2 separate regions of the Homo sapiens genome follow, and region 2 is linked to region 1. A link is a contact called in ENCODE Hi-C or POLR2A ChIA-PET data. All regions are on one chromosome and are shown on one strand. Each heading gives the region's core, a stretch centred on a gene start or an enhancer-like site at or near the end of the contact. The rest is flanking DNA. Distances are from core to core; before and after follow the strand shown.

The links. Hi-C counts contacts between places; a loop is a spot of excess contacts on that map. ChIA-PET counts read pairs that join two places held with the same protein, here RNA polymerase II (POLR2A). Pooled maps may share reads with other maps.
Region 2: a pooled map shows a loop between it and region 1 (5-fold over the local background). The contact joins the promoter of ACYP1 here to the promoter of BBOF1 in region 1. A Hi-C loop is called at or near these places in 6 of 50 pooled maps. POLR2A ChIA-PET finds 5 or more read pairs at or near these places in 2 of 52 experiments (H1 and WTC11).

The regions. Positions count from the first base shown.
Region 1 is chr14:74,016,720-74,021,733 of GRCh38, forward strand. BBOF1 (basal body orientation factor 1) reads left to right here and starts at 2,630. Exons shown (of 12, transcript NM_025057.3): 1 at 2,630-2,815. The coding sequence starts at 2,760. It overlaps ENTPD5 (ectonucleoside triphosphate diphosphohydrolase 5 (inactive)), which reads right to left and starts at 2,569. Exons shown (of 16, transcript NM_001249.5): 1 at 2,531-2,569. RefSeq lists silencers at 1,927-2,221, 2,137-2,206, 2,247-2,386, 2,397-2,466, 2,497-2,746.
Region 2 is chr14:75,059,911-75,065,594 of GRCh38, forward strand. It overlaps ACYP1 (acylphosphatase 1), which reads right to left and starts at 4,114. Exons shown (of 3, transcript NM_001107.5): 1 at 4,044-4,114; 2 at 3,560-3,651. The coding sequence starts at 3,643. RefSeq lists an enhancer at 4,285-4,454.

The DNA of each region.
Region 1 (5,014 bases), core at 1,380-3,879:
TTATAGTCAAATTTTTATGTTCATACATTAATCTGTAAGCCTATGTTCAAATGAGGAGTCTTGGACTGACTTTCATATTATAAAGTTACCAATTTCTAGAATAAATTCCAAATATACAGCCTGTGACAGAAGATGCCCTACTCTCTTTTCTGCAGCTTATCAACAGTGTGCTTTTTCAGAACCTTACACATACAAAATTAATGGTAACTTTATAGATTTTACATCAGAGATAAACTCTTCAATATATGGCGATTCCGCCTATGGACTCACGGGAGTGTGAAAGTATACCAGAAATACACTCAGAAAAAGCTATGATCGGCCAGGCGTGGTGGCTCACGCCTGTAATCCCAGTACTTTGGTAGGCCGAGGCGGGCGGATCACCTGAGGTTGGAAGTTCGAGACTAGCCTGACCAAAATGGAGAAACCCCGTGTCTACTAAAATTACAAAAGTAGCCGGGCATGGTGGCGCATGCCTGGATTCCCAGCTACTCGGGAGGCTGAGGCAGGAGAATTGCTTGAACCTGGGAGGTGGAGGCTGCGGTGGGCCGAGATCGTGCTATTGCACTCCAGCCTGGGAAACAAGAGCGAAACTCCATCTCAAAAAAAAAGAAAAGAAAAAGCCATGATCATGCTGGCAGATGGTATGTATAATAAGGTTTACGCCAGCCTGACCAACATGGAGAAACCCTGTCTCTACTAAAAATACAAAATTAGCCAGGGATGGTGGTGTGTGCCTGTAATCCCAGCTACTCGGGAGGCTGAGGCAGGAGAATCGCTTGAACTGGGAGGTGGAGGTTGCGGTGAGCCGAGATCGTGCCATTGCACTCCAGCCTGGGCAACAAGAGCAAAACTCTGTCTCAAAAAAAAAAAAAAAAAATTTTACAGCCGGGGGCGGTGGCTCATGCCTGTAAATCTCAACACTTTGGGAGACCAAGGCGGGTGGATCACCTGAGGCCAGGAGTTCAAGACCAGCCTGGCTAGCATGGTGAAACTCTGTCTCTACCAAAAATACAAAAATTAGCCTGGCATGGTGGCACGCACCTATAGTCTGTTACTGGGGAGGCTGAGGCAGGAGAATTGCTTGAACCCGGGAGGCAGAGGTTGTGGTGAGCCGAGATTGCGCCATTGCACTCCAGCCTAGGCAACAAGAGCAAAACTCTTGTCTCAAAAAAAAGGTTTACAGCCGGGGCGGTGGCCCACGCCTGTAATCTCAACACTTTGGGAGGCCGAGGCAGGTGGATCACCTGAGGCCAGGAGTTCGAGACCAGCCTGGCCAGCATGGTGAAACTCCATCTCTACCAAAAATACAAAAATTAGCCGGGTGTGGTGGCATGCACCTGTAGTCCCACTTACTGGGGAGGCTGAGGCAGGAGAATCGCTTGAACCAAGGAGGTGGAGGTTGCAGGGAGCCGAGATGCCCCACTGCACTCCAGCCTGGGTGACAGAAGACTCTCTCTCAGAAAAAAAAAAAAAAAAGTTTACAAGGCTTATCATTACCAAATCGGCATGTTCCCTCAGAAGAAACAGAAATTCAGAAACAGAAACTATGCAAGTGGGAAACAAGGCGGAGGGGAGTAATTAGAGGTCAAAGACATCGGGAAGGAGTGTACGGATTAAGTCCTCCCTAGAGAAATGGTGACGAAGGATCTACAACCACATTTAAAATAAACTTTTTAATTTGAAATGGAGTATAACAGAGCAGAGCTTCAACCACAAGTCTCCTAACTATTGGCTTGGCACTCAGAATACCGTACCTTCCTTAATGACTCACTGACTGACTCTCATTGAAAAATGAGAATACTTGTGAGTACACTCCTTTTCAGAGGTGTATTCGGGATTTCAGGAGTCGGGGAGGCAAGTTGAAGAGCTTCCAACTTTATGCAACTTTCAGGAAAGAAGGCTGCGGACCGGTATTAGCAAATGGAAATCCGGGGGGCGGTCGTGGGCAGGAAGTATCGGCCACACAGGACCTAGTGAGGCCGAGGACCCTGCTCCCGACCTCGGTGGCAGCACTCCCCTCCCCGCCCGGCTCCCTGGCGTGCCGCTGCTCTTCGGAGGCTGGCAGCCTCGCCCTCAACCACCGCCCTCGGGAAAGTCCTCGACTGCCTATCAAAAAACATTTGGCCTGGGACGTCCGCTGGCTGCACTATCCCTTACAGAATCAGCAAGGGTGAAAAGCCAGGAAAGAGATGCAACCCAAAGGAGTAAGGCAGTGCCGGGAGCGGCAGAAGCGGAGCGGGGGCGAGGGCAAGGTAGCCGCGGCCACGCTGGCTGCGGCATGGAGACACGGGAGGAACGGGACCCGCGGGCGGCACGGGAAAGGGCTGCGGCTCAGACCACTGCGGCGGGACGGGCGGATCAGCGGGGATCTAAGTCTCCTGAGGCAAGGGCGCCCCGACCGCAGCGACTCCTGACACACCCAGGCCGCAGGACGAAGCGCTACCGCCTGGGGCTGCCAGCTCCCGCCTCCCGCCCGCAGAGCCCGGGCCCCACGTAGAGGATCCGGCGCCGCCGACACTCGCACACTCACCGCGCGCGCGCCACCCTTGCGCGGCAGCCCGCCGCCCTCGGCGCGACCTCCGCCCCACCCCGCGCGCCGCGGCGCCTGGGCTACGTCACGGGCGCGTGCGCTCTCCGCGCGCCGTCAGCGGCGCGGGTGGGGCATTGCCAGCTCGGCGTCCCGGTTCCCTTGGAGACAGAGCTGGCCAGGGCGGCCGCGGCTGGGCAACTACGACAGCGGAGCCCCTGGGGAAGCCAAGATGCCGTCGAAGGGAAAGGACAAAAAGAAAGGCAAGAGCAAAGGCAAAGACACGAAGTAAGGAGAAGCCACCCGAGAGTCCCCTCTCCCTGGGCCTGCCTGGGATTTCGGGTCTGGGGCTGGCAACCTGGCGCCCCCCGCGCCGGCCCACTCGGACCCTCTCCCCGGCTCTCCCGGCTTGTGAGGATTACAGCTCCCATGTCCATAGTCTGGCAGATCTCTACTATGTGTTCAGATTATCTTAAACGTGTAGAGGATGTATAAAGTAGTTCCTTGGGCCTTTTCAGAGATCTCTTTTGGTTCAAAGGGGACACCTAAAGTATTTTACCAAGTTGGATAATTATTGAGGTTTTCCCAAACTGATCAGAGCCACTGAGGTGGGTAATGTTCTAGCACTAACCCCTTACAGGCCTGGAGTTGCTGCTAGATTGCTACTAGCCCTATTGGGGGACCCCGGTGGTTTCTGGACACGTTGGAGTCATACGTGGTGTCCAGCAACAACACCATATATGGGAACACAGAGTTGGCACCAAACTTGAGATGTTTGTAAAGTAACTTAAGAGAGTAATTCATGCTCAATACAGAAAGTTTGGGAAACATGGGAAGTACCAAAAGAAAAAACAAAAATCACCTGTAGTCTCATTATCCAAAAATAAACACTACTATATTTTGGAGTATTCTTTTTTAATAAAACGATAGCCCAATGTACATACTTATATGTGGCTTTTTTCTTCCCATTTGTTAATGTAAGTATTCTTTTATGGTATTTTTTTTTTGTTTTTACATAACTGCACAGTTAGTCTAGCCCTTAAAGTGCCAAGGGCTTATCACATTCCTAGAACTCACTAACATATGTTTTCAGATTTTGACCATGCTTCTACAGTACACATTTGAACAATGAGGAACACTAAGGGTAAGAGACCTTATTCCTTGGATTTTCCATGACCCATTGTTTGAGAAACCTGGCTTTGTTTCTACAGTGAGTATCAGTGGTCCTATTAGAGTGTCTAATTTCTTGCATCAAGTACTTTTTTTTTTTTCTTGACACCAAGTTTTGCTCTTGTTGCCCAAGCCGGAGTGCAATGGCACGATCTCAGCTCACTGCAACCTCTGCCTTCTGGGTTCAACCAATTCTCCTGCCTCAGCCTCCCGAGTAGCTGTGATTACAGGCACCCGTCACCACGCCCAGCTAATTTTTTTATTTTTAGTGGAGACAGGGTTTCACCATGTTGGCCAGGCTGGTCTCGAACTCCTGACTTCAGGTGATCCACCCGCCTCGGCCTCCCAAAGTGCTGGGATGACAGCCGTGAGCCACCATGCCCTGTCGCATCAAGTACTTCGAGCCACTCAGACCTGATACCTGGATGGTCGTAGTGAGACAGTGTATCACTAGTGCCTAAATCATGCCAGAAAGGGACATCAACAGCTATAACAGGCTGAGGGGTTGGGAATGGAGCTGGCCTTAATTTGAAGAGAACAAAAGGTGAAAGTGGGACTTTGGTTCTCTCCACTGCAAACCCATTACCTCTGTGGAAGAGGACTGAGAACCAGAGGTAGGAAAGTGGATGTGGAGGGTGGCAGTATAGAAAGGTCCACATGTACATATGTGTGAAAATATTTAGAATTCAAATACAGGTGAAATATTCTTAAATATGTACATATTTATATATCATGGTACCTACCATATATAAGGGGGAGTGTTTTGTTAATGCTTATACAATAAATATTTAGAAAAATCTCTTCCTTTACCACTTTAATCTTTGAATCCATCCTTTTTCCTCTCCACCTCTATATAAATGATTATGGTTTCTCAGGCATCCTTAAAGCCCGGTGGGTGGGGCATCGTGGCTCATGCCCAGCACTTTGGGAGGCTGAGCAGGGGAAGATCACTTGAGCCCAGGAGTTCAAGACCAGCCTGAACAACATAGGAAGACCCTGTCTCTACAAAAATTTTTATTAAAAATTAGTTGGGCATGCTAACTCATGCCTGTAGTCACAGTTACTTAGGAGGCTGAGGTGGAGGATCGTTTGGGCCTGGGAGGTTGAGGCTGCAGTGAGCTGTGATGGTGCTACTGCACTACAGCCTGGATGACAGAGCAAGATCTTGTTTCAAAAAAAAAAAAAAAGTCCGGTGAACTGTGGCACCAGCTGATAAACTATTTAACGTATTTGCCCTAGTGACTTGACTTTTTGTCCAAGACCTAGCCCAAAACAAAACAAAACAAAAACACCATCCTGGCTAACACGGTGAAACCC
Region 2 (5,684 bases), core at 2,864-5,363, 1.0 Mb after region 1:
TTGAATTAATAGAATGTAGATTTATGATTGTCAGGGGCATGGGGGAAGGAGAAAATGGGGAGTTAGTGTTTAATGAATACAGAGTTTCAGTTTTGCAAGATGAAAAGCGTTCTGTAGATAAACAGAACAATGTGAATGTGCTTAAGACCACTGAATTGTACATTTAAAAATGGTTAGAACAATAATTTCTATGTTATATGTATTCTACCACAATTTTAGAAGTAAGTGTGCTATATGGTTTCCAAATATTTTGGGATTTTCCAGTTATCCTTTTTATTTTTTTAATGTGGTTTAGTTCCACTGTAGTTGGAGAACATTCCTTGATTTAAATCCTTTTAAATTCATTAATACCTGAAAAACAAACAAACAACCACAATGAAATATTACCTCATACCCACTAGGATGGCTAACATAAAAGACAGTAACCATTGTTGGCAAGGATGTGGACAAACTGGAATTCTCACACATTGCCAGTGAGAACATAATATGGTATAGCTACTTTGGAAAAGTTTGGCAGTTCCTCAAAAAGCTAAACATAAAGTTACCATATGACCCAGCAATCTACTCCTAGGTATGTATATACTCAATGGAACTGAAAACATTGTCTACATAAAAATATGTGCATATGTGTTCACAGCACTACTATTCATAATGGCCAAAAATCAGAAACCCAAATTTCCATCAATTGATGAATGGATAAATGAAATGTGGTATATCCATACAATGGAATATTATTCAGCCATAAAAAGGAATAGGATACTAATACATGCTACAGTGTAGATAAACCTTGAAAACAATATGTTAAGTGAAAGGAGCCAGTCACAAAAAAAGGCCACATTTGTATGATTCCATTTATATTAAATATCAAGAATAGGCTGAACACGGTGGCTCATGCGTGTAATCCCAGCACTTTGGGAGGCTGAGGTAGGTGGATCACCTGAGGTGAGGAGTTCAAGACCCAGCCTGGCCAACATGGTGAAACCCCATCTCTACTAAAAATACAAAAGTTAACTGGGCATGGTGGTGCATGCCTGTAATCCCGGCTACCTGGGATGCTGAGGGAGAAGAATCACTTGAACCCAGGAGGCAGAGGTTGCAGTGAGCCGAGATCACGCCACTGCACTCCAGCCTGGGTGACAGAATGAGGCAGAGTTGAGACTCTGTCTCAACAACAACAACAACAACAACAACAATCTAGAATAGGCAAATCCATAGAGACAGAAAGTAGGTTAGTGGTTGCCAGGGGCTCAGGGGATGAGGAGTGAGTGCTAACCTAGGTAGGGGTTTCTTTTTGGGATGATGAAAATGTTCTGGAATTAGTGCAACATTTTGTGAATATACTAAAAATCACCAAATTATACACTTTAGGAGGATGGGTTTTATGGGATGTAAATTATATTCCAAGTTTTCAAAAGTCCCTGAATTATTATTTGTCACTTCTCTAGAAATGAAGGAATTTAAATAAGAGGCTAGATAATATCAACAGCAAACATTGCAGCAAAACAACTGTTCAAATGAACATATATATTTAAATGATTATAAATAGTAAAGAATAAGCTACAAGCCTAATTAAGAAAAAATAGATGTCATTTTATATGCAGTTTTCCAATCAATATTTGTTTTTCTGCATTCTGTTATTCTCTCTTTAAACTGGGGAGAGGGGCAGGTAGAGAAAGATGGGCTATGCATACCACTATCTGACCCTTTTCCCTCAACAACTTTGACTAATCTTTGAAGCTGTTATCTCAATCACCTTAATTTACAGGAACTTACCTGCATAACTGGTAGCAAAGCTAACTGGAACACAGCTCTTGCTGTGAGTTTCAGCAATTCTGTTTTCAACAGTCATTTCCTATTTGAGTGTCAGATGGGAAGAAATGATTTTTGAATAATTAGAAAAAGAGGTATTGGCCGGGCACAGTGGCTCACACCTGTAATCCCAACACTTTGGGAGGCCAAGGTGGGCGGATCACCTGAGGTTGGGAGTTCAAGACCAGCCTGACCAACATGGAAAAACCCTGTCTCTACTAAAAATACAAAATTAGCGGGGCATGGTGGCACATGCCTGTAATCTCAGCTACTTGGGAAGCTGAAGTAGGAGAAACGCTTGAACCCGGGAGGCGGACGTTGCGGTGAGCTGAGATCGTGCCATTGCACTCCAGCCTGGGCAAAAAGAATGAAACTCTGTCTCAAAAAAAAAAAAAAAAAAAAAAAGAAAAGAAAAGAAAAAGAGGTATTGGCTGGGTATGGTCACTCATGCCTGTAATCCCAGCACACTGGTGGGAGGCCGAGGCAGAAGGATCACTTGAGCCTGGGAGTTTGAGACCAGCCTGGGCAACATAGCTCTCTGTTAAAAGAGAAAAAAAAAAAAAAAGCTGGGTGTGGCGGCATGCACCTGTGGTCCCAGCTACTTGGGAGGCTGAGGAAGGAGGATCATTTGAGCCTGGGAGGTTAAGGCTGCAATAAGCTGTGACTGTGCCACCATCCTTCAGAAAAAAAAAAGAAAAAGGGAAAGAGGTATTGACAATTCACATTCATGTTTCAAAGATTCCTTCCAGGTTAGAATTTGAATTTTAAGTACCACAGTCCCAGGAATGAGACACTTAAGAAGTTCTGCAGTCCTGGCCGGGTGCGGTGGCTCACACCTGTAATCCCAGCACTTGGGGAGGCTGAGGCGGATGGATCACGAGGCCAGGAGTTCAAGACCAGCCTGGCCAAGATGGTGAAACCCTGTCTCTACTAAAAATACAAAAAAAAAAAAAAAAAAAAAAGAAGTTTTGCAGTCCTAACTCATTATCTGTGGGATTAGCGACACACTGGGAAGGCAATAGCCAATACCTACAGAAGGCAGAGGGTAAATTGAGCTTGCATTTGTGTGTGCCTGTTGAGGGAAGATTAGCCACATTAAAGCAGAGGTAGAGGCTGCCAACAGTTTGTCCATCCCCTCAAATAATCCTTTATTGCTCTAGGAAGAATACCAGGCTCCACATTCAGTGTTCCCATCACCTATTCTGGAATGGATAAAGAGTTTTTAATAAGAAAAACGTCAGCTGGAAAAGGTAAATGTTCTTTCAAAACCAAAAAAGAATAGAAAGAAATTAAGTGGAGAACTGAGGGAAGCTTGGAGAAAGAGGTCTGAAGAAAGTGCAGCAGCTGCAGAGGAAGCATTTATATATGTTATATACATGACATCAGGTCATCTAAATGCCAGCTCTTCAATCAATGTTAGCCTTTCTATAAGAAACCTGACTTGGTTTGATGATGCCACAACGGCGAGCACTGGGGAAGCCCTCTATTTCCCTTGGAAGAGAGAAGCTCATTAATATGTGTATCTAGATGCTCAGGCACCACTGACTAATAATAACAGCAGGGTGATCTTCCATTTACACCATGTTTTACCGATTGCACAGCATTTTCATACTCATTGCTCTACAAACTACCTCTTTGCCATGCAGCTACCAAATAGCCAGCGGCTTCTAGTTCACATTTGTCAAGAACACGTCCCTTGTTCCTATGCCCACAACCTAGGTTACCACCCCAAAGCCTGCAGGCCACATACCTGAGTATGCTTACGGAAAAACACCCCTTGCACCTTCCCAAAAATTTCATAATCCACTGATATCAGGGTGTTTCCTTCTGCCATGCTCAAACCTGTCAGAAACCAGGAAAGCAGAAGAGTGAAGGGCTATTATTCCAGGACCCGCAAGCCTGAGTCAGAAAGGGCCACACCCACCCCTGTCCATCCTTAACCATTGCGACCTCTCCCCGACTTCAAGGTCCTGGAAATGGAAACGTGAGTGGATGTGATAAGGTGTGTGTGAAGGAAGAACCAGACGCCGGGAGAGGGAGCTTCGGATCGCAGCTGCCCGCTGAAGCCTCTTCTGGGGAAATAACCTGAGGACCGATGACCTCCTTACATCCATGCCCGGTCCCGCTCCCTCACTACCAGAATTCCCTGCTACTAACTCCCAGAATCCCCTGCTACTAACATTTTAGGGCTAATCGACCTGAGAAGCACACCCTGGGGGCCCCTGGCGGCTCACCCTCCTTGTCTTCCCCACCGGCTGCCAGGATCACTCCGGGACCACCACGCCAACGGCTCACCAAGGCGCGCAAACCTCCGCGCCCGGAAGTTTAGTGTGTAGCTGCTCCTTCGCTGTCGCTCATGCCCATCACCTCCAGCTGACCAATCAGAGACGGCGCCTCGGCCCGGGCCCGCCCAGAAGGTGGGATTTCAGGACGCGGTTGTCCGGCAACCCAAAAGCTTTGGGTTGGGGATCTGTCCAGGAACTCGGCTGGGCCTCCACAAACCTAGCCCTCATCGCATCTCAGTCAACAAGCGCAACCCTCTTCTCATTTTCTCATGAGGAGAAAGGCATAGACGAAGAAGTACATGGGGATACATTCAATCATTCAATTAAATACTGACTGACAGCTACTGTGTGCCAGGCACCTGTTCTAGGTGACCAGGCAAACATCAGTGAACAAAACAGGATCCCTGTCCTGAGGAGCTTAATTCTGGAGGTGAGAGACAAACAGCACACATTAAACATCATAAATAGCTTGTAATCTCAGCACTTTGGGAGGCCGACACGGGCGAATCACTTGAGGTCAGGAGTTCGAGAGCAGCCTGGCCAACATGGTGAAACCCCGTTTCTACCAAAAATACAAAAATTGGCCGGGCATGGTGGCGGGCGCCTGTAATCCCAGCTACTCGGGAGGCTGAGGCAGGAGAATCGCTTGAACCTGGGAGGTGGAGGCTGCAGTGAGCCGAGATTGCCCCACTGCACTCCAGCCTGGGCAACAGAGGGAGACTCTGACTCAAATAAATAAATTAATAAATAAAAAAATAAACATCATAAATATGTTGAGTAGGATACATTTAACCTTTCTGTCCTTTTTCATTCAGTTCTCCTTAAAGTTTGGGTCATAACAATCTGGAATAGGGGATTACGGGGCATAAGTGCACAGGAGGTCCCAATGGAGGTTATGTCTGCTTCTGGGCTTCTGGAAGCTACTCACCGGTCTCCTTTACTAAGAAAATGTCAAATAATGCTTGAACAAATAACCAGCTAACTACACAAATAAAGCAAGAGCACAAGCAAAATAACTCATGGCTCCAGAATTACAGTTGAGTCAGTCAATCTAAGCCAAATGGCCAAACTACACGAATTTATTTTGGGAACAGGGAATTGTCAAGGGGGATGTGGATGAAGATGGTTAAAATTAGAGTTGATGTGTAAACATTTGAATCCAGCTACCCTTATGATTCATGTGTGTGAAGGAAAACTGTGGTGTTTATTGATCCTCTGTGGATTGACTGTATACATTACACCTCTTCATAACGTAAAGACTCCTTATGTGAATATGCCAGGTTGGCAGACTTGACAATGAGATATGGGTTTGTGACAGTAGGCACGGAAATTCATCATTCTGCTAGTTCCCCGCTAGAGTGAGGATCCATATCCTAGAGAATCATACAACCTTAGTGCTGAGAGGTGGGGGGTTGGTGGTGAACAAGCTGGATTGAATGTTGTACTTGGCAATATTTGAAAATAACTCTAAATAGAGTATCTTGCTAATGGTATTTCTTTCTCTAAAATTCATTTAAAAAATAGTTTATAGAATTCAAAACTTACTGAGTGTCTAATACGAATGGGGCACTCTAGGATATACAAAGATGA